Linked DNA regions of Mus musculus: regions 2, 3, 4 and 5 are each linked to region 1. A link is a loop called in an ENCODE intact Hi-C map of the cell type or tissue named here. Cell type or tissue: heart. All regions are shown on one strand.

Region 1 (5,000 bases):
GGGTGGATGGATAGACAGACAGACAGATTGATGGATAGGCAGATAGATGGATGGATGGATGGATGGATGGATGGATGGATGGATGGACAGGCAGATGGATGGATTGATGAGAGACTGACAGACAGATAGCTGAATGGACAGATGGATGGATGGACAGATAGATAGTTCCTAGTTTCACAGACCTGACCACTACTGCACTGACCTCTCCCTGTACGTCTTCAGCATTTCTATTTGGATCAGGGAGTATGTGATTCTAGGCCATGAATGTCTATACTCAGACAGAAATGAGCAGGGTAGGGCAAGAGCCACACAGAACTTTTCAAGACACAAATGTGATGCCTTTAAATGCATCATTAGGTTCCGCACAGTTCAACAGCGAGGCTCTGGAAATTGTTCACAAACTAAACACAGGATTTCTATGGTCCAGCAGTTCCTGATATGTGTATAGAAGAATTAATTTTTAAAAATTAAAAAAAAAAAAAACCTTTCTTGTGGCTGGAGAGATGGCTTAGCAGTTAAGAGCGCTTGTTGCTCTTCCAGAGGGTCCAGGTTGTATTTCCAGCACCACATGCTGGCCCACAACCATCCATAATTCTAATGGCAGGATATTTGACACCCTATTCTGACCTCCAGGCCCTCCAGGGACACACGTGGTACATAATCCATGTGAACAAAACACTCAAATACAGAAGGCAAGTAATTAATATAAAATAAGTAAAATCTTAAAAGCCATCTCGTTCACAATGCTCACAGTAACAAGTGGGAGTCAACCATGTGTTCACCAACAAGGGAATGAGTAACTACACTGTGCTGTGTGCGTAACGAGAATATTACTCAGCATGTAAGTGAATAGGATATTCAGCCATGCTAAAATGCCCTGGAAAAGACATGCTAAAGAGACCAGATATACGAGGTCATGCTTTTGTGAATCTGTGTATATGAAAAACATGGACTGGGAGCGGGGGGCAAAGTGGATGCCGGTGATTGGGGCCAGAAATCAGGGGATGGAGTGATTCCTTGGACATGAGTGTTGGAATGAACTAAGCTAATGTGTGTGACCATGCAGAGGACCCAGGCAGATACTGTCCTCTCAGCTATTTCTGTCCTTACAGTAGAATGCATTGCCCCAAAACATCCTTACTGGCCTTCTCAGACGCTTCCAGACAACAACCCTTCTCCTCCTGAAACCAGATGCCCTTTGAACTCCACGAATGAAGGAAATTCCTGGAAGGGGTTGCAGGAACGTCTACAGTAAGGTCATACTGCCCGGGACAGGCACCTTAGGGTTTCGATAAACCCTAATGATGAAGCCCAGATCACATGGAAAGTCGCATACGTGTTACTGTAACCCTCAATAGCTCCAACTGCACCTACTAACAGACATGTGGGCAAACAAGCTTCCAGAAGCTTTCTGCTCTCTTCCGATCTTGGAGCCTTCTTGCCGGGTCTCACAGAAACAAGGAAACCACAGGTCAAAAGCAAAATGAATCCCCTAAGGAGTCCTCGTTAAAGACCACCCTGAACGTTTAGAACTAATTCGTGTTACCCACTCTGAAGCTGTTAAGGCTGGAGCAACCTATAGGCAGCCTTCTGCCACCGAGGATCTGAGCGGTTCTCACAGGCTCCCTCTTCCTCCAAGGCAAGGACACCATCTCTTATGGGCTTAACCTATGTGTAACAGCATTTAGATGGTTGGTCTTAAAGGGGTGAAATGAAGACATTCAGGTAGCGGCAGATTTAATCCAGTGGGTTCTTAGAGCCTCTGGCTGTTTCCAGGCTAGGCACGACCAATCCATTGGTTTGATCGATCTCACAAGGCACAGACACGACCAATCCAATCTGAGTCCGTGTCTCAGATCCTACGGGGAGGTGGACTAGACTTGCAGGGGCCAGGAGAGGGGTCCCACTAGGGCCACTTTGAGGGGCTCACTTTAGTGCATCTCAGTAGCTCCCAGGTAGCTGCACCACAGGGTGGGGTGTGAAGGACACCCAAGTTCGGCCGTTGACATAAAGACTGAGCAAGCTGACTCTAAGTACCCAGAGATGGTCCTGGGGACAGCCCAGAAAAGGCTTTTGTTTTGCTTTAAAACCTTCCTGGTGATTTTCTCAGAGGCTTAACACCCGGGAGAGAAACAGGATCTGGTTTTCGAGAGGGCTGCAGAACTGAAGATTACCGTTGGTCGCCTTCCAGGGGCCGTGGCCTGCCTCAGGATCTTTGCACACACCTTTTACTCTCTGCCTGATAGCCCATTACCTCGGACATCTGATTAAACTCTGCCTCCTCTGGCTGTCAACCCTAATTTGCAGGCTCCCTCCCCATCTTTCCCCTTTCCAGTCTCTACTGGACGTTCTCTGCTGACACTGCACAATGTGGTCCCTCTCCCCCTACACTGTGAGCTAAGCCTTTAGGGACAAGCTGTTACTACAGTAGTCATTGTTGGCCCCGTATGGATACTATACAGTGGGTGTTGATGAACGAGGGGAGTGGGGAGGAAGCCCTGGATCAGCCATTTCCTGCTTCAGGGATCCCCCCACAGCAGTCTGGTGTGATGAGGAAAGCAGGGCTCAGAGAGGTGAGTACACCATCCTGATGTCACCCAGCATTTGTAAAGTAGGTCTAGCACCTGGTGTCTGAACTTGCCTCTGCAGGACAAGGGGCCCCTGGATGGATCCTTCATATAATTTGCATATGGGTCTGAGGGCTCCAGGAGAGCCTGGCACAGGTCAGAAACATAGCTGCCCCCAACTCTAGACCCAAGGCTGCCCCATGGTGACCTGCATGGCCACTTGGTGGCACTGTGGGGCTGACACTGACCATCTGTCACCTATAGGACACCCCCATTCAGTCCAGTGTGTCCAGGAGACCTCAGAAGGCAATTTGTATCATCTGTACCACAAAAAAGGAAACTGAGGCACAGAGATGCCAGGAACCCACCAGCAAAGTTGGAGAAGGAAGGAAAAGGACAGTTTATGGAACCACCACCCTATGACCTAATGGCAGGACTGGTCTCCAGGTGGGGAAACTGAGACTAATGGGTACAGGTGGAAATCAAGGCAAGATGGTTGACTGAGGCCAATAGGCACAAGTGGAAGTCAAGGCAAGATGGGTGACATACACTTGAGAGCAATGTTGCTGAGTCGCAGCAAGCCCTGACTTGGACCACAGTAGGACCACATCTCAGCAAAGGAAACTGAGGCAAAGAGGCAGCCCTTACTTAGTAGCTATCACCCAATCTCAGTCACTACCAAGCCATATCCCTGGCTTTCACCCAACCCAGGCAATCTCAGCTAGCAAGGGCCCTAGCTTCAAAAGGGTTCTCAGGCCCCCAGCCCTCCTGATGTGGATGGCAGCCAGAATCTGGGTGTCACCAGAATGTGGGTTGTAGGGAGACCCCATGTCTCCCCCAAATGGCCACACATCTTCTGGTGATCCCAGGAGCAGGAAGGAGTACTTCTGGGGGGGCAGTCCCTCAGTGTCTCCTGAGAGGGGGTGGAGGGGGGTCTCTTGAGATGGGGTGGAGGGGGGTCTCCTGAGATGGAGTGGAGGGGGTCTCCTGAGATGGGGGGTGGATATAGAAAGAGCAGAGACAAGCACAGAAAAGGAGACGAAAAAAATCTAGGGAGGAGAGACCTGCAGACAGAAGCAGACAGACAGAGAGCCTCACAGACAGAGAGACAGAAATAGATATGGAGAGAAGAGAAAAAGCAGACAGGGGAAGAATAAGAGACAGGAACAGCCAGAGACAAAGCAAGACAAGGAGAGAGACAGAGGCAGAGAAAGAAACATAAACGGGGAGACAGCTGAGGAGAAGTGACAGGGAATGTCAGAGCCAGACAGACACTGGCGTGGGACTCGGGGGATGGGGATGGGGGCACAGAGGCAAGAGGTGTGAGAAGGACAGAGGTGAGGCCTGGAAAAGCAGAACCAGTGCCCAGGATGTACAATGCAGGCTGCCAGGGGTGGGAGGTCTGTGTCTGATCTCAGAGAAGCCAGTACAGGAAAGCAATCAGAGGGAGGCTTGTGAGGAGGACTAGCCAGAGCAGAGAGGGAGGAGGGACGCAGGGTGGAGGCAAAGACTAGCCAGGACAGCAGCTGACTGAGGTCCCACCATCCTAGGGACCTCACCAGACTCCAGGATAGCAGCCCTCCAAGGTCCTCCCATTCTGTCTGTCCCCGTACCTGTGACCTCCCCGCTTGCCCCCGCCCTTGATGGCAGAGTTGGCCAGGGTCCAGGGCGGGTCAGGAAGCTGGCCCTCTTGGAGATGAGAAGATGCCCCTTTCTGCCCACTCAGTAGGCCCAGCAACCATTTGCATAAAACGATGTTCCTGCGAGGCATGCTAATGCATCCTGCTATTTTTGCCTCTCCTGGATGCTGGTTTGCATACATTTACATACCCTGGATGAATTAAGCTAGGATCATGTAAATGAACCCACTGGCTGGGGTGAGGGGTTCTGGGTTCCTGCCTCTGGAGGGTTCAGGCTGTCATAGTCTTCTCAGTGTAGACAGTGTCCTGGGGCTCCAGGACAGGTTGGCCAGGGTCAGACCTGTGCCTGTCCCTGATCCTGAGGCCAACACCGCCCGTATCAGGCTTAGGGCTACAAAATGAACTTTCAAAAAATTCATGTTCTATCTTTCCATGGCTTCCAGTGTGCTACAGTAAAGGTCAAGATTCTCCTGTGGCCATGGGACTAATACCTGCCAGGCCCCTAGATCTTTTCTGCCCTCCAGACAGCAGGAATGTGTGGCCAGAAGGTTTCTGCCTGCCACAAACCCTTTGCACGTGCAGCCCCAGTGAAATACGCTTCCCCTCTCTTCAATGCTAGTATTTAATCCGTCCTTCTCAGCCCAGGTCTCATACCAATCCCTCAGGAGACCTCCTCTGGCCTCATCATACTTAGGAACACACTTAGCCCTTGAAGCAGCTGCAAACCTTAAGGATTCGGTGTCTCTTCCTCTAGAGTATCAGAGCCTGGGGAGTATGGGGGACAGGTTTTCTT
Region 2 (5,000 bases), 470 kb before region 1:
AAACACCTCACTACTTAAGCTTCTCTCAGCAGGACTGAGGCCCAGAGCTTGGCCCCCAGAACTCACATGAAAGACAGATGTGGGTGAATGTGCCATCCCAGAGCCAGGGAGTCAGAGGCAGGCAGATGCTAGGGTTCACTGGCCAGCTTAGCTTACCTCTAAGGCTGACCTCTGCCTGCCACACACATTCACACACTTGCATACAGAAGGAGCTCTTTATGAGCACACAGTAGGAGGCATCCTTAAGCACACAGTAGGACATACCTACAAAGCCATAAGTGCTGGTACCACTAAGGTAAGCATCTGGAACCTAGGCTAGTAGTTACCTGGGCCATTTCAGGGAGCTCTGTCTTGGCTGTGGCCCCCTCTGGGGTGCACTTTGTTGAGCTGAGCTGGGTTGGGGAGGGGCTCGGAGAGAGGGTTGGTGTCTCCCTTGGGGTCACCAGGGGTCAATGAGCAGGGGTTGGGCTTATGAATTTCCTCTCAGGGCCCCAGACAATGGGGGCTTATTTGGTAATGTTGTTTCCTTGGCAACCATCTCTGTTCTGGAGAGTGGAGGTACTGGGGGTGGGGGAGGGCTGTGGAGAGAGAGGGGTTGCTGGAGGGGACACCTACTTTTAAGGTGCAAAACAGAGGCTAGTCTGTGTGGGTGTCTTACCTTCTCTGGAACTTGTCATTTCTAGGACAATTCCTTGCATTTTAAGGACATCTAGAGAGCTGAGTTTGAGTTTAGACATCTAACTCACTGTGTGACCTTGGGTCGATGACTTGCCCTCTCTGAATTTCAAGTTTTTCTCCTGTGAAGTAGGGGTAATTCTTTGTAGGGTGATTTGGGAGAGACAAGCACATTATGGGGCGTGACAGAAGGCCCTTCTGAGCACTTGTTTCTCATTTGATTGGTTCTTACTGCTTGGATTTAGTCACCTCCTTGGTCAGCATCTTAGAGTCACTGTTGTTGTGATGAGACACCACAACCAGCATGGGGAGGAAAGGGTTAATTCTGCTCACACTTCCACACCACAGCCCATCACCAAAGAAAGTCGGGAAAGGAACTCAAGCAGGGAAGGAACCTGGAGGCAGGAGCTGATGCAGAGGCCATGGAGGGTGCTGCTTACTGGCTTCCTCACCATGGCTTGCTCAGCCTGCCTTTTTTTTTTTTTTTTTTAAAGATTTATTTATTTATTTATTTATTATATGTAGCTGTCTTCAGACACTCCGGAAGAGGGAGTCAGATCTTATCACGGGTGGTTGTGAGCCACCATGTGGTTGCTGGGACTTGAACTTCGGACCTTTGGAAGAGCAGTCGGGTGCTCTTACCCACTGAGCCATCTCACCAGCCCTCAGCCTGCCTTCTTATAGAACTCAGGGCCACCAGCCCAAGGATGGCTCCACCAACAACGGGATTGCCACACCCATAATGGGCTGACCACACCCACAATGAACTGGCTCCACCCACAATGGGCGGGCCCCCATCAATCACTAATCAAGAAAACTGCCCATAGGCTTATGGCGGTATTTTTACATCAAGGCTTCTCCTCTTTGAGGACTCTAGCAGCACAGAAAGCTTCCAGAGTCACACAGATCTGGAATTTCTAAGGACCAAGGTGGTTGTTCTGGGAGCTTGGCTGCCGAAGGGTCTTCATTATTGGTCATGAGTCACTTTCTGGCATGTGAAGAGACTGAGGTCAAGTCTAGGGTGCCCTTGTCCTGTCTCCCTGCCGCACCCTCCCTGTATATGGATTTGAGTGCCTCATTCCTGGCTGCCAGGGCTGCTTTGGTGCTGAGGCAGGGGCGGCAGCCTTGCAGGGCTGTTTTGTATCCAGAACAACTCAGGAACTGGAACTCATCGGACCTTCACGAGGCTGGCTGCCCTAGGCTGCCTCCTGGATTCTGGCCACCCAAAGCATCAGGCTTCTCCATGGTCTTGGGAGCAGATTGGTGACTGGGTGGGGACCAAACTCACCCCAGTGCAAGACTTACACACACAACACCCAGCAAAGCCCTGTGAGAAGCCAATGCAAGGTTAGTTTTCATAAGGAGAGTTAGATGTTCTGGAGTTGGGGATGTATTTGTACTAAAAAAGTATTCTCTGATTGCTTTTGGCCACCTCACCTAGCCGGTTGCTTTACCACTTTTGAGACAGGGTCCTGCTCTACATCTGTGGTAGGCACGCTTCTGCTTCTAAGTTCTGGGATTGCAGATCAGTGCCAGCACACAGCAAAGACTTTTATATTTTTAAAACTAAAAATATTCCTTGCATGTGTGCCTGAGTAATATGTCTGCGAGCCATGTGTGTGTCAGAAGCCCATGGAGGTCTGAAGAAGTGTGGGATCCTTGGTACTGGGGTCACAGGCAGTTGTGAGCCATCGTGTGGGTGCAGGGAACCGAATAGAACCTCTGCAAAGTAGCCATGCTACAGACTCCGACCAAACAACTTATAACAATTTAATTTTCAATTTGGGGGCGCTGGGGATGGGACTCAGAGCCTGGCGCATGTGGGGCTGGGCTCCTACTGAACGCCACTCTATTATTCCTCGGAGGCAGGACTTGAACCTTATTGTACCCGCTTTATGTTTGGTAATAAAAGTCATGTGCCTGTGGGTCCCCTTAACGTGCTAAATGCAATACGCAAGCCTGGTGCTGGCTCTCTGCGCACACGCCCTTGGACTGCAGTTCCCATGATGGCCACGCGGTGTCGCTGTCGGCCCGCGATACCCGGGCAAGACGGGCTGGCCCATCCATCACCGGCCGCGGCGCAGACAATGCGGGGAGCGGCCTCGGCCCGCGCCCGCCCGCCCGCGCTGTCGGTACAAAGGATGCGCTGTTAACACGTGTACGGTAATGGGCTCCTCCACGGCCTCTTCCCGGGCCGCCCGCTCCCTGCCCGACGCATGGCCGGAGACATCCATCTAAATTATGTCACCCAGCTGTGAGCGGCTCCCTGCCCAGTCGGTCCGGGGCTGTGTGTGCCTGGCTTTCCTGGGCCACACAGCCCAGCATGAGAGGAACCTCTCACAGGTGAGCACCTACTGTGTGCTGGCTGGGCCCCAGCCACAGGACATGTGGCTTAGTCTATTTTAAAGAGGAACTTGATGCTTGTAAGGGTTTGTTTCAAAGTTGCGACGCCCTGCAGCTTGCCTGGGCTGCCTTAAAAAAAGAAAGAAAGAAAAAGAAAAGAAACAAGACAAACGCTCCCAGTTTATTGATGTTTGAATGTCGCCCCACACCATAAAACGCTCCTGTTTAACATTACATTTAGGGGCTGGGAGAAGACACCCATGGTTAAATGCTTGCTATAGAAGCCAAAGCCTGAGTTCGATCCCTGCCACACACCTGGGTGTGCTGGTCCTTCAGAGGTGCCACTGAGAGATGCTATCCGCTATCCACCTTCACCAAAGACACCTTCCTCCCATCCCAACCCTGCCTCAGTAAACAAGGTGGGCATGTGTGAGGGACTACACACACACACACACACACACACACACACACGCGCGCGCGCGCGCGCGCGCGCGCTCCTGTGTACACTTCTGTCCCCCATACCTGTGAACAAGTAAGTCATGGTCAGAACTGCTCAATAGTCTCACTGGAGGATACACCCAAAGGCACCTGCTCCTGCCTAGTGGTCACTTCCTCTCTCCCTCTGCCCTCCCTCTCTCTCTCTCCCCCCCCTCTCTCTGTCTCCCTCTCCCTCCTTCTCTCTCTCTCTCTGTCTCCCTCTTCCTCCTTCTCTCTCCCTCTCTCTCTCTCTCCTTCTCTCTCTTCTCTCTTTCCCTCTCCCCTTTCCCCTCTGTCTCTCCTCTTTCTCTCTGTCTGTCTGTCTATCTCTGTGCCTCTCCTTTCTGCCCAAACTGCCTGTTGGCTTTCTGTCCCATGGATCTGTGTATCCCTGGTCATCTCACACAGTGGAAGCCAGTAGTGTGGGGTCTTCCTGGTCTGGCTTGTTCCTGTTTGGCATTGTGTTCCAAGGGTGCATCCATTCCATAATACACCCCAAACTCTTTATTCCCTTTTAAGGGCCAAGTAATAGTCCAATGCATGGAGGTCCCGAGTTTGGGTTCCTCTGTGGATGGCTTCCTCCTTCTGGCTTTATGGATGACCCTGTTAGAAACTTTTGTGTGGGTGTGTATTTTCATTCCTTTGGATAGGTGTGTCTGTCAGGGAAGTTTTGGGTCACATGGTAGTGCTGTATGTAATTATTTGAGGGGCTCCCAGCCTGTTTCTAAAAAGGCTGTTTATCATTTCCTACTTCTTGAATGATCTGATTATTTTATTCTGACTACCCTAGGAGTCTCTTACTGTGATCTTGACATACATTTTTCTGCTGACAACTGATGTCAAACATCTTTCCCTGTTTTCTTTTGCCATTCGGGTCGTAATCTATAAATAGAAACATCTATTCATACTTTTTGCTTATTGAAGACAAGCATCTCCTCATTGTTGAAATGCCAGAGCTCTTTACATATTATGGACATAGTTGCTTATCTGGCACAGAGTTTGCAGCTCATGTCTCTTGGGTCCACAGTACCACCATTTGCTTCATCAAAGTTTTAGGTTTCAGAGTACGGGTTCATGTTTCTAGTTTGTCTTTTATTTCCCAGGCTTGTGGTGTGTTCTCAGGGAATCCCGCTGTGTGTGATTCCAAAACTGTATTTTGCTATCCTTGGGTGAGGGTCATGAGGAAGGGGCTGGTCAGGGTGGAGAGCTCCAGAGAAGGATAGTGACCGTGGAAGTGGGCAGACGTGGGTGGCTGTGCTTGGTGATGTAGTGAGGCCACTTGGTGCCTTGGTCTCCGGTCCCCATCTGTTACAGGGAGGCATGCACCCTCAGGTTGCTGTGAGATTGGAGGAGGGTATGAACATGGTGCAGATGCGTAGAAATCAGATGAGACGACACAGCCTGCATCACGGGCTCGCAATATCTGCCCCTGGGACTCCTGGTCGGAAGTCCCTGTCCAGTGGTTTCCTTTTGTCCAAGACTCCTCAGGGTCTTCTTGGATTCTA
Region 3 (5,000 bases), 410 kb after region 1:
CGTGCCGTGACCCTCTCGGGCAGCAAGGACTCCTGGAGCCTGGTGAGTCTCCCATTTGATGAGGCACAAGGCCAGACACTCAGAGCCAGGAGGACCTGGGGTCATCCAGGGACTGTTGTGATGTCAGGGTCTCAATCTAGCTCCCCCAGCTTTGAAGGCAGTGTTTCCATTTATGGCGTCTGGGGGTGGGAAGGTGTTAGACAGGCAGCACTTCTCTTGCCAGAATCTCACGTGAGGACCTGGGGAAGTCTGTGTGCAAGCCACAGCATGCAGACGCTGACCGGCCCGCTCTGCCCAGAAGTGGCCTTTCCAAAAGTGGGGCTGGGACTCAGAAGAGACAAGCCAACTGTGAAGATGACCCAGCGCCCACCCATAATCCCAATACTCTGGGTGTGGGGGGGAGGCAGGGGGATTGCCATGAACTCAGGGTGAGCCTACACTAAAGAGCAGGACTCTGTACTTGAGAAGAGGCATGGGAGGAAGTGGAGAGGGGAGAGAGCGCCTGGGAGTGAGGCAAGTATGGCTGCCACTCAACAGGGATGGAGTGGGAGTCACCGCAGCCGTGGCACTGCAGGCAGAAATGCCTGTCTCCTGGGCCCAGCATGCTTCCTGCTGACTCAGTGAGGTTGACAGGCTGTGCCCTCAGGAAGCAAATGTGCTCATGTGACCCATCTGCCTGCTGCCAGAGGCACCTGGCTGAGGGTGGCAGAAATGCTGGCTAACCCAAAGTGACAAGTGTCTGGTGGGAAGCTCAGGCTTCTCGGGGCCCCGAGCCTTGCTTCCTTTTATAATCTGGCTAACCTGGGGGAAAGAGAATTGAAATCGCTGGGGCACCTGCTTGCTTTACAGGCAGCTACACGAGCTGCTGTACGACCCAGGGAGTAGGAAGTATGTCACCGCCACCCCAGAAACGGCAAGTTGGGATGGGGAGCTCTGCATGGCATGGGCAGAGCCTCTCCGCTGCCAGCACACCTCCACTCACAGCCCAGGGAGCAGAGGGAGCTGCCGTAGCACGGGCCACAGCACACGCGGTCAGGTGTGAACACATGGCTATCCACAGTGACGCGATGTGTTGGAACAGCCAGTGGCTGGTGCCACACCTGACTCGCAGCCACGTGTCATTGTCCCTCTGGCCTCTGCAGACAGACAGCTGTGTGTGTAAGTTGTGTGAATGACCTCTTTGGAGCATCCAGCTTCAAATTTTACTCCAAGCAGAGTGGAAGCAAAGGGATACAAAGGTGAGGCTGGCAGGCTGTAACTAGGGCAAGCCCAAAGTCTGAGGATGCTTAAGTCTGGGCCTCCATAGAGTGAGTGACTGCCCACCTGGAGAAGGCCCTACTGCAAGCCTGCCTCCAGGGTACGGTGCCTTGCACTGGGTGAAGCTTGCCTGCAGTGTGGAAGGAAGATCATACATGTTGCTGGTATGTACAGGGCCACACTCCAAGTCAGCCCTGAAAACACCACTGGTCATAGGTTGTCTGGTCACCTGGGCTTCAGAGATGAGATGGCTCCCTTGTCCTCTCACAACCAGAAAGGCAGACCAGGTCTCAGGCCCATTGCTGTCCTTAACACCTTTAAACCTGCTGGGACCACGCCACCCACACCTCCTGCCTGCTTTTCACTCAGACATTCTATACTGCTCCCTGGTGACTGTAGGTGGGATCTGGCTCAGCATTTGCTGATGGTCCTGATAGTACACTTCCCTGGAAATACAGTCAGCCAAAGGCTGGTGTGTGGTCCCCCCCCCACCCCTCCGCCGCCGCCGGCCTACTATGTCCCACTTTCAGTTGTGTCGGGCCTGGTTCCCTAGCTAACTGAAGGCAGTTGTTGAGATAATCCCATGCCCCACATGAAACATCCATGAATCCCAATCTGCGGTTTCTGTGACAGTGTGGAGGGAACCGGCTGTTTCTGGAAGCTGATGGACAGTGTGACTCCCCATAGGGCTGGCAGCGTCAATGCGCCCTCTGGTGGCCTCTGGAGAGGAGTGGCATGTTTCCAGGAGGCCCGCTACAGGACAGTCATGAGAGAGGGCCGGAGCTCCAGACTCTGGGGCAGCGCACACCAAGCATGTCTAAGCATGTGTTAAGTGTGTAGCTGTAACTGGACAGGAAACAGAATCCCAGGTTCTCAGAAGTGCTTTCCTTAAAACAGTGGATCCTTTGTCTTTAAAGTTTGAGCAGTCTTGCCACGTTGCTTGCGGTGGCTGAGAGCTCCTGGCTCACTCTGTCTTGTGTGAGAAGCATTGGCCCCTCACCTGCAGTGGACACAGTCCTGGTGGGTACCTGGTGGTCAGCATGCAAAGGTGTTTTCTGGTGGCTGTTTTACCTGTTTAAGGCTGAGACCACCCTTCTTTGCACCTCTGCAGGAGCGTGAGGGTGTGTAGACCACCTCAGCACACTCTTACTCTGGGGGGAGTCACAGAAGAGGGACTGTTTGAAGCACACCCCGCTGACTCTGGGCACCTCCTGGCCTCAGCTTCCTGCTGACTCCCAGCCTGGCTTGGACTTGTCACCAAGTATTGGACCCCTAGGGTGAGCGGCACCTCCACTAGATGCTGCCATCAAGGGGGCTGCCTCAGCTGTGGGTTCTGACAAGCATGTACACAGGACACGTGGCCTGTGATTCGTGGGGGGAGGGAGTATCTGGTTTCTGGCTCTTGGAAAGCCCCCAGGTCGCCACAGAAACCATGACCTAGTGTCTTCCTAGGGTCCTCTGCTTTCTGTGCTGTATCAGATCCAGTGCAAATGCACCTCAGACTGAGAGCAGCTCTGTGCACATGCATGAGGCCTCAGGCCAGCTGCTGAGGGACATGAAGCTGAGGGATGGCCCTGGCCATGACTGGGGAGTGAATTAGGTCACAAGGGAGAGAAGGAGGAGGCGACAAGAGCCAACTCCTCAGATCCCATTGTTGCTCTGTGGATGGCAGAGACGGGGGACGGGGCTTTGGGATAGAGGCCTTGCTGATCTGGGCAAGCAGAGAGCACACTCACAGCAGTCTGCCTCTTCGTCTTCCTCAGCACTGATGGAGCAGAGATGCAATCGGCTAGGAGCAAAGGTGGGAGGACGCTCAAGCAAGTGAAGAATGCCGAGTGGGGAGCTCTTCCAGGAGTGCAGAGGACTGCTGGGACTGGGGAGCACTACTGGGAGTTCAGAGGACTATAGGGAATGGGGAGCACTGTTGGGAGTGGGGAGCACTTCGAGTGCAGAGGACTGCTGGGAGTGTGGAGAGCACTACTGGAACTAGGGAGCGTTGCTAGGAGTGGGGAGCACTGCAAGTTCAGAGGACTAATAGAAGTGCAGAGGAGTGCAAGACTGCTCGTGGCAGTGGGAGGCAGGAGAAAAACCCATGTCTTCCTCAATCAGCAAGGTACAGTGAGCTGGAGCCCTATCATAGCAGTGTGGAGAGCGTGAAGATAAGAAGGGACAGGGTGGAACATGAAGGGAAGAGGGGCTTGGCCTTTCCAGGAGAAGGCTTCAGACAGGAACTCCTGAAGGGACCTTGAGGAGGGCCCTGGACACAGCAGTTCCCCCTGCCCAGGTGACAGTCCCTGCCTGCAGCCCTAATGTGTTGTACACCTTGCCCTGTGCAAACCCGACATGTCCTCTAGATGGTCCTCACAGTCCTACAGAGAAAAGACATCAGGAAGGATGGCCAGGGTCACTTGCCAGAAGACAGGAAAGTCATCCCACAGCTGTTAGGCCAGGTGAAACACCGCTGGAGGACCAGGGAGGTGCCCATTCAGGGAATGGAGAAGTCATATGTGAACTGTGGTCTCTTAAGGATACACGGTGCCTGAGAGAGAGAGAGTTGCTGAGGGATGCTCCTGCCTCCTTAGAACAGCTGTCTGTGACTATCCTGCCTGAAACTGGCCCCTAAATTCTCAGACCCACCAAGGTCCCTGTACCACCCAAGAGCACTGTTTGAATTAAGCAGGGATATGGCAGGCTCATGTGGCTTGGATATGCCAGCAAGAGGGCAAGGTAGGCTGTAGTTGGTGTCTTTAGCACCAGACATTGGTTCTGTGTTTGAGACCCAGGCAAAGAGCAAGGGGGTGGCCTGGGTCAATCCAAATAAACATCTAAGATTAGGTAGGCGTGGCTGGCATTCATTCCTAGCACTGACACGTTGAGCCTCATGACCTATAGACCAGACGAGGAGCACACGAGGACACTGAGCCAAATGCGTTCAGCCCATGTAGAGCAGAGCAAAGCAAAGCACAAGCTCAGACCTGCCATCCTGACTATAAGCAGCCAGCGAAGAATGCATGTCCGTGGAGTGCTCTGGGGGTGCACATGCACACTGAACAGAAAAAATCCGCTGGGGGGGTGATGGTGCGCATGCGCACCAAGCAGAAAAACAAATGCATTCTGATACGAAGGGGTGTCATGTCCCAGGAGCCACTTACCCCTTCCATGGGTGCGATGAGCAGATCGTACAGGGCACGGAGTGGGGGCTTGGCCAGTGAGTTCTGCCTCCTGGGCAGAGAGGAGGTCCCATCCTTGCTGGGTGACACCGTACCACTGAACAAGCTTGTCATGCTCTGGCAGCTCCTGGGGAGACAGGACCAGGGTTGGAATCAAGCTCACCCTCCATCATTCTGGTTGCCCAGAGGCAGGGCCTCTCAGCATGCCTGTCACCTCCAGCTCGTGCTTGCCCCTTGCAGGGGTACTGTCATACAACATTGAGTTCTGTACAGAACAGCGTGCGTGCATCTCTGTGGTGTCAGCTATGTAATCAAACATCCCAGAGTGCTGGTCCCGCATGGCGCAATTGTGCTCCGTCAAAGACAGGGGTCAGGAAGGGTCAGTGCAGCGGCCAGGCTGACAAGGAAGATGACGTTCAGTAGCAGTGAACTCACTGCTGAAGTGACAAGACAAGGATCTGCTGGCCAAACCCAGCCAGACCCTGACAGGGACTCTCCATTTCACAGGGGTGCCCTGAGAGCAGCTGATTGGAAAGTTGCCTGTAGAGGAGGGGCACTCTGAGCAGCTATTAG
Region 4 (5,000 bases), 170 kb after region 1:
CAGTTCAGGAGACGAGATAGGTGTCTAGGTCGGAAGTGGCGATGCCAGTGTGGGTCACTCCCCCAGACTCTCTTTTCTCATCCACAAAATGGACTGGATCAGAGCCATCCTTGGGGATAAAGGACCCTGTGGCCATCACTGCCTTGCAAATACTTATTTTTATCCTTGAAGTTATGTGTTGTGAGAGCCAAGAGGACATGGCAGATATACCCAAGACAAAGAAGGACAAACAGAAAAGTTTCGCTTGCTCTCTCTCTCTCTCTCTTCTCTCTCTCACACACACATACACACTCACAGTGCACACATACTCATACATACACATACTCACACTACACACACATACTCACACATTCACATGCATACACATTCACACACAACCACACACTCACATACACACATAAACTCAAACATATACAACACACTCACACAATACACACACACACTCACATACATATACACACACATACACACATTCACATACATATACACACATATACATACATACTCACACACAGCCACACATACACTCACACACATACACACATTCACATACATACACATATACACACATAATCAAACACAACCACATATACACTCACACACATTCTTATACAAACATATACATATATACATCCACATATGCACACATACATACACACATACACACACATATATACACATACACACATACATACACACATTCACACACATATTCAGACACACACTCACACACATTCACACACACTCACATACACACACACACACACTTTCTGGCACTGAAATCGCAGGCACGTACCATGACATCAGCTTCAGTTCATTTTCTGGTTGCTGTTTTGCCCTAAATTTACTTCCCACGAGGCCCGGAAATCTGCAGCCACCAGAGTGTGCAACACTCTTCCTTAGGCCTTGGGAGACTTCTGACACTTCTAACCTTTCCTTTCAGGGTTCTGGCCCCCTGCAGATTGTGCACGGGCTGTGGTCATGGTCATCCCTCCCCCATCCCGTTCCAGCCCTGTCACAGGGCCTTTTCTCCTACCTGGCTCTAGCTCTGGGCAGAACCTCACCACTACCTGTGGATTACCTGCATCTCCAGCCTCTCTCTTGTCACAGGTGCGAGGGGTGGCTCCCCAGGGTGCCACTGGGGCCACACCCCAGCCTTGGGCTCTCCATGCTCCCTAAGTACCACTGGCAGATGGTTTCCTTCTGCCACATGGTATCACAGGTGTGTGCACCCCCTCCATGTTCTTCAGTGAGCACAGAGTGTGCCGCAGTGCAGCTACTTCATTCTGTTCTCACCAGAACCCTTGGACATAAGCGTTGTGAAGATCTGCATCCTGTGTGTAGGGGAAACAAACACAGAGCAGTTTGTTCTCTTTCTCAAGGTCACACAGCATGCAGCAGAGCTAAAGTAAGACACCCCCTCCCCCCAACAGACTGGCCACAGCCAAGACCTAGAACATATTCAAGCCTTCCCCTGGGAAACCTTCCCCAGAAGGACTCACCTACCCTTCTACCCCATTCACAGCTGCCAAGTCAAAGCCTGGGGGGTGGGGGTGGGGTCATGAAGTGGGTCTCTTGTTAGCTGTGTGGCTCCTGATTAGTCATGTCCCTCTCTGGGCTTGTATTTCCTGTGGAGGCTATCTCGGGGTAACGCAGGGGACAACTAGGCTTCAGACTGACTTGGTGGCTGCTGCTGCTGCTGCTTAGGGAAAATCTAGGGAGTCTTCCATGGGTCCATGACTAAGCCCATCTGTTTCACATCCATCACTGTAGGGACAGGGACAAGGGTCCAGGTCCCTGAGCTCCAGACCAGTGTGACAGCTCCTTCACAAAGGATAGTGCCCAGCAGGGCAGAGCAGCTCACTCGCTGCCTCCTGCCCACAAGACCTCCTCACCCCAGGACCACAGCCCTCTACCCACACCCTTCCTTCCTCCACAGGAATGCCTGGAGGGGCTGGGCTAGTCCCAGCTCACCCAAGCTGTGACCTTGAACAAAGTCTTTTGTGTGGCCAGAAGCAGATACCATTGTCCCAGTGACCCTTGGGGGTGGCCAATGATAGAAGCTGCCCTCTAAAACCACGAGGTGGTGCTCACATCAGATCTACACCTGGGAAACGAGGCACAGAGCAGACGGGGACCTGCGTGGCAGCTACCTCGTGTCTAGTGCATGTGGGCAGCAGGTACCCACAGTTCTCCCTCACAGGTTCCAGTGAACAGTGAACTCTCAAACGGCCACGTGTTTCTCTCTGCCAAAAGCCTGCCCAGGGCTCCAGCCACCTGCAAACAAAGACTACAACTAAGGGGCTGCCACCCGCCCTCACCCTCAGGCACGCATGAGAGAGATATAGCTGTATCACATCGCCGTGGCCAAGCTGTGCGACTCTGACCGAGAGCACCTTGCCTCTGGGGACTGCTTTCCCCTCATCCATCCTTAAGGCCAGCACAGTGGACCACACAGCCTCTGTGGCTCAACCCGGGACCCATCCACAGAGCTGACAGATGACTCCCTCCAGATGAGGAAACCGAAGCTCAAAGAAACGGGAAGCTGCGCACCCCGAGTCAGGAAGCCCATCCAGGGCTCGGCAGAGGATGTGGGTGTTCGTGGGGCATAGGTGTTTCCTGCCCAGAGCCCGAGGTGGGGGCGGGGCCAGCCAGAGGGGAGGGGTAACTCTTTCCTGCCCGGGGGCCTCCCCTTCCACTCTCTCCCTTCCCCCGCCGAGGCTGCCAGACAAAGCGTCCTTTATCAAGATTGTGGCTGCGTGCGTTCTTCGGTGACACATGGGGACAAAGGAGGGGACCAGGAGTGACAGCAAAGCCTTGCTATCCCACAGCAGTCTGAAGTCTTCCCACGCCCCACCCGCCTCACAGGCCTCCCCAGGGCCTTCCAGCTTCCCTCCCCCAGGGCTCCGGAGGGTCTCCCGGGGCAGAGCACAGTCTCCTGCAACAGGAGCATGATAAGGCTATCTGCCTCCCAGCTCCAAGAACCTCAGTCTTTCTGCCTGTAAACCAGATGGGTGTTTGAAAGACCCCCTAAGCAAACACACTGAGAGGGGAGCGGGGGGGGGGGGCAGTTGGTACTGCTGTGTTTCATTTCCCGCCCTTCCTGCATTTCTCCTGTCCCCAGAGCTTTGCCCATACTGTCTCACTGGCCAGGACCCTTCCTCCCCTTTAACCTCTCCATATCTCTCTACAACAAGGTCCTCACCATCCCTCACTCCTCCAGGAAGCCCACCCTGACTGCAGTGTAGCCGCAGTACTGGGTGATTTGTTGACACATGGACATTCTTGCCCTCTGTCCTTCCTCAAGACCCACAGTCCCTTAACTGTCCCTATCCAATGACACAGTAACACACTGTCAGATCCCCCTTAAGGGCAAAACCAGGGCTTGCTTGTTTTTCCTCCTCAGACCTGGGACAATGCCTAGCCAAACTCAGACCATGCTTTTGATGACTAGATGGGTGAAGAGGTAACAAATGGATGGAAGGATGGATATTAGGTAGGTGGATGGATGGGTGGATAGTTAAACAATGGATTAGTGGATGACTGGATAGGTAGATAGGTGGATTATGAGTGGATGGATGGATGGATGGATGGGCGGGTGAATGCATGGATGGATTAATGGATGGATGGTGGATTAATGAATGGATGGATTGGCTATATAATATATATATATATATAGAGAGAGAGAGAGAGAGAGAGAGAGAGAGGATGAATTGATGGGTAGATAGGTGGATGGGTGGATGGATGGGTGGGTGGGTGGATGGGTGAGTGGATGAGTGAATGGGTAGATGGAAGTCTAGTTGGATGGATGGGGGCATGGGGGATGAGTGGGTGGGTAGGTGGATGGATGGATGGATGGATGGATGGGTTGGTTGGTGACTGGGTAGTAGCTAAGTGGATGGATAAACATGAGTAAATGAAGAAATGGGTTGGTGGAGGGATGGAGGATGCGTGAATGGGTGGATAAATGGATGAGGGGTGGAAGGATGGGTGACGGACTGATGAAGGATGGTTGGACAGATAAACAGGTAGGTGAATGAACGGATAGGTATATGGGCAGACGGGTGAGTGATGGAGAGATGATCATCTAATGGATAAATGGAATAGCCAGATGGGTGTGTGGGACTGTTTCCATATTTACTAGGCAAATAAAGGAAGGGAAAGAGGAAAGGGAAGGAGATGCTGGGAAGGGAGAGCAGGTGTCTTCCTAGGGCACAGGATAGCCAGCAGGAGAGGGGCTGATCAGTCCACAAAGCCATGGCTGCACCACTGACCCTCTCTTCCCATTTGTGCTCCCCTCAGAGGCTGGACTATGGAGACAGTAGAAAGCCTCAGAGTTTCCACAGTAAAAAAAAAAAAAAAAAAATGCTGGCGGTTGAAAAGATAGCTCAACAGTTATGAGCACAGGTTGCTCTTATAGAGGACCTGTGCATCCCACAGTCTCTCCCCTCCCAGGCTCCCTGGTCCAGATCTCTCAGCAGACAAAGGCCACACAGGTTCTATCAAAGCCGCAACAAAATCTGGACCAAGAAGTTTTCACTACTCCCCTTGTATCATTTATACAGTCACCTCTGTCTACCAGGCATGTGGGAAGCACACAGAAAAGAGAAACTGAGTCTAGTTCCCATGGGAGTTCATAACTTGACCAAAGCTTGAGAAACCCAAGTGCAGGTGGTTCTAGACCAGAGAAGGTCTCTCAGGCCACCGCTGTCCTCTCCATAGGACACATCCAGATGGGGCAGAAGCGAGGTGGCAGTGATTAAGAAAAGGAGACGGTAAATGTCTCTTCATTCACGGGGTGGGAATGCTCCTGGTTTACCTCCAAGGCTGGCTTTGTCTATTCCACGCCCCTGGCTAGATAAGGAAGCTGGAGCAAGCAAGGCTGGCCAAGACTGGAGTTGAGCCAGGACTGTTCAACTGCAGAGCCTGCTGTTGAGTTAGATAGAGCCAGGGCACAGGGAGTGGCAACAGCTGACTCTTAATTCAGAAAGAAGAGACGG
Region 5 (5,000 bases), 220 kb after region 1:
TGTCACTGAACCCTGGGAGGAGGGGTAGATGTTTTACTTCTCCCTCAAGGAAGGAATTTTAGCAACACCCACTGTGTGACTTTTAGCAACACCTACTGTGTGACATCTTTGTTGTTCTCGGGTTTTCTGTGGTTTGGGGGTTATTTTGTTTGGGGTTTTGTTTTGTTTGTTTGTTTGTTTTCTGGTTGGTTTTCTTTTTTGTTTTTTGTTTTGCTTTGTTTTATGATCCAATGAGTTCCACTGGGGTTGCTAAAAGAAGCCCGGACAGCTTGCTGGTGGCTCCCCACTGAAGAAAATGCCTCTCTTCAGCTTCTGTTAGCCTCAGCAAGGGCAGGGCTTCCCCTTGATCTTGGGGGTGCAGCCCTCCACCCCCAGTCAAAGGAGATGCTTTTGTGTTGTCTACACCTCCTTGCAGGTGTCATGACTGATTGTGCCTTGGTTTGAGGAACAGAAAGTCAACCCTGTGCCGCACAGAGGAGCCAAAAGCCAAAGCGTAAAGAGGCGGGACAGTGGCCTTTCAGTCCACCTACGTTGCAGAAGTCACACACACCAGCTATGAGAGATAACACCTGAGGGTAGGCTCTGTGTCTTCTAGCCATTTGGCCTTTGGCAAGTCACTCAGCTCTCAAGCCAAATGGGGATTAAAAAGAGTGTCTGCTTCAGGAAGCCACAAGGAGCTACAAGAAACTGAAGTGGCCAATGTTCCTGAGGTGAGGATCCCATTAATATTTGGGTACTACCAGGGACCCCAGAAAACTCACGGCAGAAGTGGCTTTGGTATAAATGACTGCCAGAAGACCTGGAGTGAATGTCCAACAGCAGTGCACCTCTGTATGTTTGTGAGACAGAAGGTGACAAATACCCTCTCCAGAGTTACTGGGGGGGGGGGGGTGTAAAAGACCCCAGAGCAGTGGTTCTCAACCTGTGGGTCGCAACCTCTCATGGGGGGAGGGTGGCTGTACTGTGAGGCACTGTAGTAAAGGGTCAAGGCGTGAGGAAAGTTGAGAACCACTGCCCCAGAGGCTCAGCTACTGTTGTGTCATTGTGTCATATGGAGTGCAGCCAGACAGGTGGTTCTGATGAGCAGCAGGTACTGATGTTGACTCTGGCTTCCAGAGGCAAGAAGCAAGAGCCACCAAGGTGCCATGGGTCCATCATCCATACCATCACCACCATCAGCACGGCCACCATCATAATCACAATCACCATCATAATCGTCACCACCATAATCACCATCACCACCATCATCTCCATCAGTATCACCATCGTCATCACCATCACCAGCACCAGCATCACCAATGGCCATACACAGAGCCTAGTTGGCAGACTGACACTGGTCACTTTATCTCAAAGCCACCCTTCCTTAGGCAGGGACACTGGTGGACTCTTTCCTGACTCTGTCACTATTCCCTCTGTCTGCCAAACCGTTGCTCCTGCTCACCGAGTCCCTGCCACCAATACGGTGGATTCCCATACATCATGTGATGCTAAGACTCCCCTGGGGGTCTCCTCTGACTTCTCACCCTACACAAGGACTTCCTTCTCAGACACACCCACTCCCCCGGGTCTCCAGGATGAGATTCCACTGTGGTCTTCCAGTCCCCGTAGGTGCTGGCTGTCTGCAGAAGGGAACCTGGCTGGCTTCTTCACCCATAGCTGTGCCCCGCCCCGGCAGGCCTGCAGTGGCTTGGGTGTGTTCACATAAGGGAGCCGAGCAAAAGAGACCTTAGCACAGGCTGGAGGTGCCTTCCCAGTGCCACAGGAAGAACCAGATGGCCGCAGGTTCCCTTGGGAATTAGGAAATAATTATCACAGAGGCTGGGGTGTGGCAATCTCCCGTGGGAGAGCCATTGTTGGCCACACGCAAGGCCCTGGGTTCCATCCCCAGCGCCACAAAAAGCAAGGCTACACACAAAATCCCTCCTGTCCGTCCCACGAGGCAGCGGGGGGGGGGGGGGACGACGGGGGGGCGACCTCCTTTTCAGGACCCGCTTCCCCAGGGGCCACATGACAGGGACAGGCCTCTTGGAAGAGACTCCTGCCCCCACCGAGCAAGGAAGCCTGCACTTTCAGGGCCTTTGCCTTTTATGGCTGCCGTGACATCATTTCTCCTTCTCCAGCAGACATTCCCATGCGGATCCGCCCCCACCCCTTCCTGTCGGTTGGGAGGACCGATTTCCTGGACCAGACAATGGCTGCTTGTGTGCACAGACCTTTAGCTGAGGAACAGCAGCCTGCACAGCCGGACCTGTGGGGACCAGAGCAGCCCTGCTCAGGGACACGCTGCTCCCCCCAGCCCCACCCATGCAAGGCTCTTGGGAAGACAGAAGCAGACTTTCCAAGCACGCCACATGCAGGAAGTCCTGGGGCCTGCAGTCAGTGCCCGCACAACCTCCTTCCACTCCTCCCTTCGTGGGAGCCCAGGCCTGGAGCGCCTGGTGTGGGGAGTTACAGTTAAGAGACTGGAGTCTCAGAAGAGACTTTGGACTTTTAAACAGTGTTGAGGTTGTGAAAGACTATGGGGACTTTTGAAGTCAAATGCATTTTGCATTATGTTATGGCTGCAAACCCACAGAGCAGCCAGGGAGAGAAGCGTGGTGTTTCTGAAGAATTGCTCCCAAGGGCTCGTGGATTTGAATGTTTGGTCCCCAGCCGGCAGAGCTGTTTGAGAAGGATTAGGAGGTGTGGTCTTGCTGGAGGAGGTGTGTTATTGGGAGCTGACTTTGAGCTTTCAGAAGCCCATACCACCAGGCTTCGAGTCTCTATGTCTGTCTCTCTCTCTGTCTCTCTGCCAGTCTCTGTCTCTCTGTCTTTCTGTCTCTGTGTGTCTCTGTGTCTGTCTGTCTCTCCCTCTCCCCCTCCCCCTTTCCCTCTTTCTTTGTCGTTCCCTTTCCCTCTCCCTCCCTCCTCGGCCTCCCTCCCTCCCTACTCATGGATCTGATCTAAGCTCCCAGCTATACTGCTCCAGCAACATGTTTACCTGCCTCCTGCCATGCTCCCCACCACCATGACAGTCACCCTCTGAAACTATAAGCAGGACTTCAATTAAATGCTTTCTTTTATAAGCTGCCCTGGTCATGGTGCCTCTTTACAGCATTAGAACAGTAACTACTATTATCGAGAGTAGTAGTATTTGTCCCAGATAACTACACATTAAAAACATGGATCAACAGTGACTAGGTAAACAGACTGTGGTATGTCCATACAGTGAAATACTACTCAGCAATAAAAAGGCAGCAATTATTGTGGATAGGACAACTTAAAGCATTATACAGAGGAGAAGGCATAGTTGGGTGTTCCTGTCAATGTCCATGCCATTAAAGGTCCCAGAGTAGATGCAGCTGCTCTGCATTGCACAGTGTTGGAGGGGATCTATCCAGGGATGGTTGGGAAAGAATTTTGTAGAGAGCTCATCCCCATGGAGGTCTGTTTGTGAAAGTAGCAAATTACACACTTAGGGTCTGTGTGCTCTGTTTTGTGTAAGTCATACTCCAGCTTTTAACTCTGGCTTTTCTTCTCAGTGCTGGGATTGAACTCAAGCATGTACTCTCCTGAGGAGCTATGTGCCCAGTCAAGACTCAGATCTAAAATGTGACAAGGGTCACCACTGGGATTAACAACAAACAAAGGCTAATAATCAGACTCAGGGTGAAGGTGATTACCATGCGAGCCTGGACAACCTAACTGATCTCCAGGACCCATGTAAAGGTGGAAGGAGAGAAATGACTTCTTAGGGTTTTCCTCTGAGTGTCACATGTATACCACATGTACACCACATGTGTATCACATGTGCATCACATGTGTACTGGCGAGTTTTGTGTCAACTTGACACAGCTGTAGTTATCACAGAGAAAGGAGCTTCAGTTGAGGAAATGCCTCCATGAGATCCAACTGTAAGGCATTTTCTTAATTAGTGATCAAGGGGGAAAGGCCCCTTGTGGGTGGTGCCATCTCTGGGCTGGTAGTCTTGGGTTCTATAAGAGAGCAGGCTGAGCAAGCCAGGGGAGGCAAGCCAGTAAAGAACATCCCTCCATGGCCTCTGCATCAGCTCCTGCTTCCTGATCTGCTTGAGTTCCAGTCCTGACTTCCTTTGGTGATGAACAGCAGTGTGGAAGTGTAAGCTGAATAAACCCTTTCCTCCCCAACTTGCTTCTTGGTCATGATGTTTGTGCAGGAATAGAAACCCTGACTAAAACAAATTGGTACCAGCAGAGTGGGGTATTCCTGTGACAACCTGACCATATTTTGGGGAGGACTATGGAAGGACTTTGGAACTTTGGGCTTGAAGATCCATTCATTGTTAAGAGCTCTGTCAGATGTTGTGTAGGAGCTTGGAAGATAATGTTGACAACAGTGCAGAAGATGGAGGTCTGGTTTGTGAAATTTCAGAGGGAAAATTAAAGACTCTTTTCAGGGCCATTGCTGTTTTGATTGTGAAGATTTTGTAGTTCTGGTTAGCTGGGGCTGAAGAATCAGCTGTGGTTAACAAGATACCAGAACTACTAAAGCAAAATCTTTGCATTACTAGGATTATTGATGCTGGTTAGCTGGAGCTAAGAAATTAGCGGTGATTACGAAGAGACCAGCATCATTGAGGTGACATCTTCTGGGAAGTGTTTTCTGAAAGCACAAAGAGGCTGTGTTCCAGAGACAGCCAAGGTTGTACTCCTGCTGCAGCGGAACTTGGTAATATGTAAGGGTCACCCAGGTGGTATTGGTTTTGAAGGCATGAAGGGGTCACGCAGAGCAGCTGAGGCTCGGCACTGTGAGAGGCCGTGGAGGGCCATTGGTGAAGGTGCAGCCTCAGTTGCAATTGAAGGCCCAGGACTGAAGGGGTCACGCAGTGTTTTGGAGATGCCAGTACCATGAGATGACCACCAAGAGCAGCAGCAGCAGTGGAGTACAGGCATCTGGAGCCCATAGGACAACGCGTGTGCTACAAAGGGCATGGCTGGAGAAGTGACCCAAGCACTTGGAGGAGCCCAGAAGATCGTGAGTTG

The links. Peaks named below come from ENCODE experiments on the same cell type or tissue, not always from the same donor. Only the 100,000 strongest peaks of a DNase experiment are listed, where the experiment ranks them.
Region 2: it touches region 1 in a loop (3-fold over the local background); 7 of 42 quality-filtered maps call a loop at or near these places.
Region 3: it touches region 1 in a loop (4-fold over the local background); 3 of 42 quality-filtered maps call a loop at or near these places.
Region 4: it touches region 1 in a loop (2.3-fold over the local background); 2 of 42 quality-filtered maps call a loop at or near these places.
Region 5: a loop joins it to region 1, with 2.3 times the contacts of the local background. A loop is called at or near these places in 2 of 42 quality-filtered maps.

Annotation. Positions count from the first base shown.
Region 1 is chr5:111,680,892-111,685,891 of GRCm38, reverse strand. No RefSeq gene overlaps it. Among named protein-coding and RNA genes, the nearest start is that of Gm36434, 20 kb to the right of the region's middle. In heart, a CTCF peak has its summit at 2,778 (motif pointing right); a DNase peak (open chromatin) is centred at 2,801; H3K27ac peaks cover 566 bases; H3K27me3 peaks cover 2,163 bases.
Region 2 is chr5:112,151,681-112,156,680 of GRCm38, reverse strand. 1700016B01Rik (RIKEN cDNA 1700016B01 gene) reads right to left here and starts at 454. Exons shown (of 2, transcript NR_166436.1): 1 at 327-454. In heart, no CTCF peak of the experiment used is centred here; DNase peaks (open chromatin) are centred at 1,820 and 2,680; H3K4me3 peaks cover 578 bases; H3K27ac peaks cover 471 bases; H3K27me3 peaks cover 3,961 bases.
Region 3 is chr5:111,270,749-111,275,748 of GRCm38, reverse strand. It overlaps Ttc28 (tetratricopeptide repeat domain 28), which reads right to left. Exons shown (of 23, transcript NM_001267622.1): 14 at 4,410-4,554. Among named protein-coding and RNA genes, the nearest start is that of Gm35628, 38 kb to the right of the region's middle. In heart, a CTCF peak has its summit at 1,985 (motif pointing left); DNase peaks (open chromatin) are centred at 674 and 1,958; H3K27ac peaks cover 703 bases; H3K27me3 peaks cover 1,152 bases.
Region 4 is chr5:111,506,927-111,511,926 of GRCm38, reverse strand. Gm36223 (a long non-coding RNA gene) reads right to left here and starts at 2,649. Exons shown (of 2, transcript XR_880575.2): 1 at 1,082-2,649. RefSeq lists an enhancer at 1,434-3,293. In heart, a CTCF peak has its summit at 2,062 (motif pointing right); DNase peaks (open chromatin) are centred at 1,946, 2,636 and 4,936; H3K4me3 peaks cover 1,528 bases; H3K27ac peaks cover 3,034 bases.
Region 5 is chr5:111,463,351-111,468,350 of GRCm38, reverse strand. No RefSeq gene overlaps it. Among named protein-coding and RNA genes, the nearest start is that of Gm42155, 2.6 kb to the left of the region's middle. In heart, a CTCF peak has its summit at 2,359; DNase peaks (open chromatin) are centred at 1,740 and 2,180; H3K27ac peaks cover 1,864 bases.